2 separate regions of the Homo sapiens genome follow, and region 2 is linked to region 1. Evidence: read pairs that join two places in POLR2A ChIA-PET (ENCODE). Cell type or tissue: Caco-2. All regions are shown on one strand.

Evidence for each region. Peaks named below come from ENCODE experiments on the same cell type or tissue, not always from the same donor. Only the 100,000 strongest peaks of a DNase experiment are listed, where the experiment ranks them.
Region 2: POLR2A ChIA-PET joins it to region 1 with 6 read pairs; 7 of 35 experiments call an interaction of 5 or more read pairs at or near these places.

What each region holds. Positions count from the first base shown.
Region 1 is chr11:17,200,972-17,205,971 of GRCh38, forward strand. The region is part of intron 1 of PIK3C2A (phosphatidylinositol-4-phosphate 3-kinase catalytic subunit type 2 alpha); the gene reads right to left. Among named protein-coding and RNA genes, the nearest start is that of PIK3C2A, 4.5 kb to the right of the region's middle. RefSeq lists an enhancer at 939-1,440. In Caco-2, no CTCF peak of the experiment used is centred here; a DNase peak (open chromatin) is centred at 2,800.
Region 2 is chr11:17,138,105-17,143,104 of GRCh38, forward strand. All of the region lies in intron 8 of PIK3C2A (phosphatidylinositol-4-phosphate 3-kinase catalytic subunit type 2 alpha), which reads right to left. It also overlaps the pseudogene RPL34P24. Among named protein-coding and RNA genes, the nearest start is that of RPS13, 63 kb to the left of the region's middle. In Caco-2, no CTCF peak of the experiment used is centred here; no DNase peak of the experiment used is centred here.

The sequences.
Region 1 (5,000 bases):
GATGTGGGCGGATCACTTCAGGTCAGGAGTTCAAGACCAGCCTGGCCAACATGGTGAAATCCCGTCTCTACTAAAAACCCAAAAATTAGCCAGATGTGGTGGCAGACGCCTGTAATCCCAGCTACTCAGGAAGCTGAGACAGGAAAATCGCTTGAACCTGTGAGGCGGAGGTTGCAGTGAGCCAAGATCGTGCCACTGCACTCCAGCCTGGGTTACAGAGCGATATTCTATCTAAAAAATAAAAATAAAAAATAAGCCTTGAAAACCCCTCCCTAGGCCTGGTGTGGTGGCTCATGCCTGTCATCCCAGCACTTCAGGAGGCCGAGGCAGGCAGATCATGAGGTCAAAAGATTGAGACCATCCTGGCCAACATGGTGAAACCCCATCTCTACTAAAAATACAAAAATTAGCCGGGCGTGGTGACGTGTGCCTGTAATCCCAGCTACTTGAGAAGCTGAGGCAGGAGAATCACTTGAGCCTGGGAGGCAGAGGTTGCAGTGAGCCAAGATCGCACCACTGCACTACAGCCTGGTGAAAGAACGTGACTCCGTCTCAAAAAAAAAAAAAAAAAAGAAAAAAGAAAAAAAAAAAGAAAAGCTTTCCCTAAACCTACGTTTTATGTTCCCTTAGCTAAGTTTTCCCTTAAGTTGTTCTCTGTGCATTGAAATAACACTATCCTTAACACCTCATCATCTTCTTCTTCCTATAGTAAGGATTTACAATCTAAACTCTTTACTCAAAAATCTTGTCTAATTAACTCTTATCTATTTTCCATTTGACTATATTATCCCTTACATCTTTTCTTTCCCGTAACAAATTTTTTTAAATAACTGAAGTACTTTTTGCTACATGGATTGTAGTTAGTTGGTCTCTCCTAGTTGGAATATAAACTTCCCAAAGGCAGGAAGTAACTATTTCTTTATACACTCCAAAAATCTGGTTTGTACTATGTATCTAAACACTCAAATGCCATATGAAGAGATTCAATGAAAAGAATACTGGGGCCCGGGGCGGTGGCCCACACCTGTAATCCCAGCACTTTGGGAGGCAGAGGCGGGCAGATCGCCTTAGGTCAGGAGTTCAAGACCAGCCTGGCCAAAATGGTGAAACCCCATCTCTACCAAAAATACAAAAATTATCCGGGCATGGTGGCATGCACCTGTAATCCCAGCTACTCGGGAGGCTGAGGCAAGAGAATCACTTGAACCCAGGAGGCGGAGGTTGCAGTGAGCTGAGATTGCGCCATTGTACTCCAGCCTGGGCGACAAGAGTGAGACTTCATCTCCAGAAAAAAAAAAAAAAAAGAAAGAAGGAAGAAAAGAAAAGAATACTGGGGTGGACGTGGTGGCTTATGCCTGTAATCTCAGCGCTTTAGGAGGCCAAGGTGGGCCCAGGGGTTCAAGACCAGCCTGGACAATGTGGCAAAACCCCTCCTCTACAAAAAACACAAAAATTAGCCAGGCGTGATGGCACGTGCTTGTAGTCCCAGCTACTTGGGTGGCTAAGGTGGGAGAATCACCCAAGTGTGGGAGGCAGAGGTTGCAGTAGGCTGAGATGGAGCCACTGCACTCCAGCCTGAGCGACACAGAGAGAACCTCCCTCAAAAAAAAAAAAGAACAGAACACTGGGCCTAGCATTGTTAAGACCTGAATTCAAGCAATGCTTCTAATTTATTATGCTAAGTAAGTCACAACATCTTTGGGCCTCAGCAAAATCAGAATACTTGCTGTATTTACCTCACAGGTAATAAGGTCTTGGAGGGAAAACAGTGTTAGCTAAGCTATAACCATCAGTCAATCCAAGTGTAAAGATGTATTATTGTCAGTCATAGCTATCTTGTCTAAAATTAGCCACTAGTGTTTTTTAACCAAGCTCAGTGCACAGCAAATTAAGTGCACCAACATTGCACATCAGTCATATCAATAATGTAACTGTTATACTGTAATACTAACAGAAAGCCTTATGTTTAACAGTAAGCATGTTAATTATACACTATCTTAATGCAGTCTCAAGGTTAAAAGATAAATACTTGTTGCTAAGCCAACAATAACTGCCTTCAAATCTATTAAAAGAGGATTTATAAATCCCATTTGTTTTTGTACCCAAATAGCTAAGTTTAAAATTTTAAGAAATCCAAGAATTAGTTTAAAATTGTATAAATTCTCCTTTTAACTTTCTAAAATGTCCATATGCACTCTCATTGTGTTTTAAATCCATTACATTAGAAAAACAGACTGCAGGCCGAGTGCAGTGGCTCATGCCTGTAATCCCAGCAGTTTGGGAGGCCAAGATGGGAGGATCGCTTGAGGCCAGGAGTTCAAGACCAGCCTGGTCAACATAGTGAGACACCATCTCTATTAGAAAAAAAAAAGAAGAAAGAAAAAAAGAAATAACATACTGTAGAAAAAAAGGATACAAAGTATACATAAATGAACAAAATAAAGATAACAAAAATATGACTCCACTACAGATGCAGAGAAAACAAAGACATTTCTTCTCATCCCAACCATAATCCTATGAACAACCTGAAAGATACTTACAGCAATATTTGCAAGTATGACCATAATTCTCATCAAAAGAACATCATATATGAGTACCATCAAAATGATTACAAATTATAAATTACCAGTGATAATTTTCTCATTGGAGTCCCTTTTCCTTTTTCAAGCAGAGAACCAAGACAGAATAGCCTCTAGATCTTTTTTGTGGTGGTGGTTGTTTTTTGAGACAGTGTCTCACTCTGTTACCCAAGCTGGAGTGCAGTGGTGATCATAGCTCACTGCAGCCTCAAACTCCTAGGCTCAAGAGATCCTCCTGCTGGCAGGGTACAGTGGCTCACGCCTGTAATCCCAGCACTTTGGGAGGCCGAGGCGGGCAGATCACAAGGTCAGGAGATTGAGACCATCCTGGCTAACACCGTGAAACCCTGTCTCTACTAAAATAATATAAAAAATTAGCTGGGCGTGGTGGCGGGCGCCTGTAGTCCCAGCTACTCGGGAGGCTGAGGCAGGAGACTGGTGTGAACCTGGGAGGCGGAGCTTGCAGTGAGCGGAGATCACGCCACTGCACTCCAGCCTTGGCGACAGAGCGAGACTCCGTCTCAAAGAAAAAAAAAAAAAAGAGAGATCCTCCTGCCTCGATCCTCCAAAGCACTGGACTATGGGCATGCATTAATGCACCCAGCCTCTAGATCTATACTGTCCAATATGGCAGTTACTAGTTACATGGAGCTATTAAGTGCCTGAAATGTGGCTGTTCCAAATTGAGATGTACCAAGTGTAACATACACCAGATTTAAAAGATTTAGGGGAAAAAAATAATGTAAAATCTCCTACCTATGTGACTCCCATTTTTGGCTCACATATTTCTCATGTACAGCACTGCTTTATATATGTAGTCGAATCCTGAATAAGGAAAATGGATACCAGAAGTATTAAGCAGTTTGCTCAATATCTCACCGCTTGATAGAAGCAGAGCAGGGCCTAGAACCTGATCACGTTTATCCATCCTGCCCTTATGAATAGAAGGAATTAATCATTTAAGACTCAACTTGAGCATCCTCTTCCTCCTCAAACCCCCTCATTCCTTTTCCATCTCCCAGCCCAGGTGACCATATCCTATTTAGCCTGCCCTTATAATTATACTGTTATAAAATGTACGTTGTCTTCCAAATGGATGAGAAATTCTTGAGAGCAAGCACTGTCTCATTCATTTTTCTTATCCCTGGGAACCTTTGAAGTACCAGGCACTCTTTCAGGCCCTCCGGCACTCTCAGAGCTTTGAGAGGGTTAATTTTTAGCCCTATGCAGGTACAACTACTAAAATGAAATCACCTACAATGTGATGCACCACCAGAAACATCCACATTTATCATTTGCCTGTCTTAAATTATTTTTGGAATATGCTAAATTAATACAATGCATAGGCCAGGCGCAGTGGCTCACACCTGTAATCCCAGTACTTTGGGAGGGCGAGGCGGGCGGATCACTTGAGGTCAGGAGTTCAAGACCAGCTTGACCAACATGGTGAAACCCCGTCTCTACCAAAATACAAAACTTAGGTGGGTGTGGTGGTGTGCACCTGTAATCCCAGCTACTTGGGAGGCTGAGGCAGGAGGATTGCTTGAACCCAGAAGGCAAAAGTTTCAGTGAGCTGAGATCACGCCACTGCACTCCAGCCTGGGTGACGGAGTGAGACTGTCTCAAAAAAGAAAAAAAGAGCCGGGCAGGGTAGCTCAAGCCTGTAATCCCAGCACTTTGGGAGGCCGAGGTGGGCAGATCACAAGGCCAAGAGCTCAAGACCATCCTGGCCAACCAACATGGTGAAACCCCGTCTCTACTAAAAATACAAAAATTAGCTGGGCATAGCGGCACACGCCTGTAGTCCCAGCTCCTCGGGAGGCTGAGGCAGGAGAGTCACTTGAACCCGGCAGGTGGAGGTTGCAGTGAGCCAAGATCGTGCCACTGCACTCCAGCCTCGTCAACAGAGTGAGACTCCATCTCAAAAAAAAAAAAAAAAAAAAAAAAAAGAATAATTCATGTTATCAAAGAAAAACAAGTTACAAAAAATGCTTTGCACTACTGCTGCTCTGATGCTCTATAAGAACTCTGAGTTCTCAGGAAATTCAACACTCTTTAGGTATAAGTTCACTTATTGAATGTGCTTACTTAAATGCAAAACTTTGTGCTACAGAAAGAGTCCTGGACATGGGAATTAATGCAAGCAATCTTCAATTAATTGAAAATTTTAGAACTATTAATTGCAGAAGAAACAAACTTAGTATACAGTTATTCATTACAAAAAGTTAGTTTCTAAAATTCCTCAATGCAAACATGCCAGCTTTTGTATTCTATAAAACAGAAAAAACTGCCAGGTGCAGTGGCTCAAGTCTTTAATCCCAGCACTTTGGGAGGCCAAGACGGGCAGATCACTTGAGGTCAGGAGTTCGAGACTAGCCTGGTCAACATAGTGTAAACCAGTCTCTATTGAAAAAACACAAA
Region 2 (5,000 bases), 63 kb before region 1:
GCTGACATGTTTTTTGTTTTGGACAATCTCATAAGGGCTTTAGGTCTCACAGCACGAACCCCTCAAAGTCTACCTGGGTACACACCACATGCAGATTTTGGTGCTTTCCCAACCTTCTTGGTACAAAGGTAAACAATTCTATTACCAGGGGTTCAGGACAGGCTAGGAAAGCCTATGAGGATATGCCAAATGCCCCGGAAGACGAAAAACAGCCAGCTTCCTTTTTTTTTTTTTTTTAATTCAGTGTGAGAGCTGAGTAGTCCTCAAAGACTACCTCTAGCTGCACCCTCATGCTATGTTCTCCTACCTGACACCTTTGGCTAAATTTATCTAGCAGGTTTCTTTGCCATAGGCAACTATGTATTCCTGTGAGAGCCATACTCTCTTCAAAGAGACTAAATTTCAGTCTAAGGTTCGGGGAGAGACTTTATCACAGTCCTCAGAGTGTTTTACTGTCCTTTTTTCCTCAGCCTAGAGGTGACAGCTGCTTTTATGCACCTCCTATCGCTGGACCCCTTAGAGTAGGGTTGGCAAACTTTTCCTTTAAAAGGCCAGTTAGTAAATATTTTAGGCTTTGTGGGCCATACAGTCTCTGGCACCAATTCAGCTCTGCCATTAAAACGTGAACACAGACACAAACAATACATAAACAAATGACCAAATGACTGTCACTATAGGTCCAATAAAACTTTATTTACAAAAACAGAGAGCAGGCCAGATTTGGTGTGTGAGCCATAGTATGCCAATTCCTGCCTTAGAGTCCTCTTTCACCCCTTAAAGCAATTAATCATCTTTTACTAATTAATGATTTTTTTTTTTTGAGACGAAATCTCGCTTTTGTCCCCCAGGCTGGAGTGCGATGGCGCGATCTTGGCTCACTGCAACCTCCGCCTCCCAGGTTCAAGCGTTTCTCCTGCCGCAGCCTCCTAAGTAGCTGGGATTACAGGTGCCTGCCACCACGCCCAGCTAATTTTTGTATTTTTTTTAAAGTAGAGACGAGGTTTCACCACGTTGGCCAGGCTGGTCTCAAACTCCTGACCTCAGGTGATCCACCTGCCTCGGCCTCCCCAAGTGCTGGGATTACAGGCATGAGCCACCACGCCCGGCCTAATGATTCTTTAAATTTCCCTTTTTTTTTTTTGAGGTGGAATCTCACTCTGTCACCCAGGCTGGAGTGCAGTGGCATGATCTCAGCTCACTGCAACCTTCGCCTCCTGGGTTCAAATGATTCTCCTGCCTCAGCCTCCCGAGAAGGTGGGATTACAAGCATGTGCCACCATGCCCGGCTAATTTTTGTAATTTTAGTAGAGACCGGCTTTCGCCATATTGGGCTGGTCTCCAACCCCTGACCTCAGGTGATCTGCCCACCTCCACCTCCTAAAGTGCTAGGATTACAGGCATGAGCCACCATGCCCTGTCTAAATTTCCCTTTTCAAGTAACTAGTACAATTTCCGTCTCCTGGCTGGCCCACGCTGATACATCTTACTACCGACATGGTCATTTCCCCAACGGCATGCCATATTTTTGCATTGGATATTTATCTAACTTTCTACCCTACATCCTGTAATACAAGCCTCCGTTACATAAACGTCCATGTGGAAAATTCACAATATATTCAACCCCCAAATGGTATCCTATTGAAACCTTAACCACAATATCATATCTGGTTACAACCCCTTTGCTTCCAGTCCTCACACTCTGATTCTGACCAAACTCTCTTCTGTCCTCACTCCCTCATTCTGACTAAACTCTTCTCTGCTTCTTCTACCAGGCAGCTGAGCACTTTTAGGAAAATCTTATAGATTCAACAGTCCTCAATTTCAGCACAAACTTCCACGGCACCTAAAATTCCTTTAATCTGCCCTTGGTCAGCTCTCCTTCCCATTCCCTATAGGATATTAAACCAAACCATTATTCCTTGCCTCAAAACCCCTACTGCCATCCTGACTTCATTTTAGCAAATTGAATTAACATCCTATCTTCAGAAAACTAAAGGCCAGGAGTAATCAAAACCTCTGCAACTTCCTAGCTGGGCACAGTGGTGTGTGGCTGTAATCCTAGCTACCTGAGAAGCTGAGGTGGGAGGATCTCTTGAGCCCAGGAGTTTGAAGCCAGCCTGGGTAAGACAGTGAGACCTCCATTTCTTTAAAAAAGATAAAATAAACAACAATAAAAAAAACTTCAGCAACTTCTTGATCTCCCCCTAAAATCCATCCAAAAGAAATTAAAACATATATCCATGGGCTCATACATAAATGTTTATAACAGCATTATTCATGATAACCAAAAATTATAAAGTTTAAGTCCAAATGCTAATCATTTGGCAAATAAACAAAATGTGGGGTAGCCTGGAATATTTTTCAGCAAGAAAAAAGTGAACTATAGATGCCTACTACAACATGGATGAACCTCAAAAACAGTATGGTGTGTGAAAGAAACCAGATGTAAAAAACTACATAGTACATGATTCCATGTACATGAAATGTCCAGAAAAGGCAAAGCTATAGAAATAGGAACCAGATTAGTAGTTGTCTGGGGCTGAGGCTGGGAGTGAGGATTGACTGCAAATCAGTACAAGGAAACTTTTTTGGGAGTGATGAGAATGTTCTAAAACTGGATTGTGGTGATAATTATACAACTCTATGCATTGGCTAAGAATCACTGAATTGTGTGCATATAATGGGTACATTTTATGATATATAAATTATACCTCAATAAAGCTATAAAAATAAAGGAGGGGGATAAGTATAATATAGAGTTACTATTTTAGATAAGATGGTGAGTAAAGAAATCTCTGGTGATATTTGGGCACTGACCTTAAAAAAGTGTAAGGGTGAGCCATGCAAATGTCACAGGGAAAAGCATTTAGAGGGGAACAACATGCACAGGGGTCCCCAGTGGGGAACATAACTGGCAGATAATCAACCAGAAAAAAAACAAAGGGAAGTGATAAGAAGCCAGATCAGAGAGGTAGTGAGTCCATACTGTGCGGAACCTTGAAGCTACAATTAGGGCTTTGAATTTTACTAAGTAAGAGAGTAAACAGGATTCTCAGTGAAGGAGTGACATGATCTAACACTTTTTAAAGGATTTACAAACGTTATCTTTTCAAAGCCCCACCTTCTGCCTTTGATTTTCTCTTATTTTGCTTTCTGCTCTTCTTTTCTTTTCCTTTTTTTTTTTTTTTTTAAGACAGGTCTCATTCACCCAGACTGGACTGCAGCAGTGTGATCTCAGCTCACTGCAACCTCTGCCTCCCGGTTTCAACCAATTCTCCTACCTCAGCCCCGAGTAGCTGAGATTACAGGTACACGCCACCATACCCGGCTAATTTTCCTATTTTCATTTTTAAAATCTTTACCTTTTAATAATTTTAAATTTATAGACAGTTATAAAAAAATACAAAGTTCCCATATAATGTTGGAAAACTAGACTAAGTAAATCTTACATAAACCACGTTACATTTGTCTAAGCTAGACATTAACACTGGTATATTGCTATTAAGTAAATTTCAAACTTTATTCAGATTTCACCAACTTTTCCACTAATGAGCTTTTTATCTTCCAGAATATAATCCAGGATATCACATTACATTTAGTGACTTATTTTCAAAAGATCATTTTGGTTGCCTGTGGAAGACATACTGTAGAGGGCAGGGGTAGACACTGGGAAATTAGTAAGAAACTACTGCAGTTGACTAGAGTATAGCTTTGGTAATGATGAAAGTGCTCACATTCTAAATGTATTTTCAAGGTGGAGCTGACCAGAATTAGACTGAATGTGAAATGTATAAGATCTTTTTCTTGAGACATCAAGGATGACTCCAGGGTTTTGGTCTGAGCAAATGGAAGACAAAGTTGCCATTTATTAAAAAGGGAAATAATGAGGTCAAGTTATGCATGTGTAGGGAAGGGGGTATATGAGGTATCTCTGTACCTTCCTCTCAGTTTGCTCTGAACCTAACATTGCTCTCAAAAAATAAACTCTTAAAAAGAGAAAGGAAAGGTCGATGGATGAATAGATATGATGGGTACTATAAAAAATTCAGTTTTGTACATCTTAAATTTGAGATGTCAATTAATTAGATATTCACATAAAGATGTCAAGTAATAGATATTTGAGTCTGGAGATGTGGAAAAGGTTAAGGTTAGACATATAAATTTCAGAGTCAATCAGTATAGGGATATACCAAGATCACCTAGGATGTGAATACAGAGAGAAGAGGTCCTAGAACTGAGCCCTGGGGATATGCTAATGTTTGGTAGTCAGGAAGATAAGGAAGAAGCCACAAGTAAGAGTGAGACAGAGCAGCTAATGGAAATAAGGAAAGCAGAAGGTGGTATCCCAGATGCCAACTAAGTATTTCAAAAAGAAAGACATGATCAACTGTATCAAAAAATACAGACAGGTTGAGAAAAATAAAGACTTGGTGGGCACAGTGGCTCACACCTGTAATCTTAACACTTTGGGAGGCCGAAGCAAGATGATTGTTTGAGCCCAGGAGTTCAAGACCAGCCCAGACAACACAGAGAAATCTGCAGGGGGTTGCAGCTGCAGTGATCTGTGATCACACCACTGCACTCCAGCTTGGGTGACAGAGTGACACCCTGTCATCCATCCATCCATCGATCCATCCATCAACAGATTAGGAACTGACTACTGAATTCAGGATCATGGAAGTCCTTGATGACCTTAATAAGTACAGTTTCAGGGAAGTACTAAACTGATTGGAGTGGGCATATAAGAGAATGGGAAGAAAGGAATTGGAAGCTGTAAAACCACTTAACTTTCAGAAGTTTTGTGGCAAGGAGAATAGAGAAATGGTGTGGCTCCTGCGGCAGGGGGCGGGGTGGGGATTTTTTTTTTTTTAAGATGGGCAACTCTTCATCTACAATGATTTTCCTGGTGACCTCATCCTGCCTATGGCTGCAAAATACAATTTATATTCTGATGATTTCCAAGTTTATTATCTCTAGCCTGGACACTCCATACGAAACTC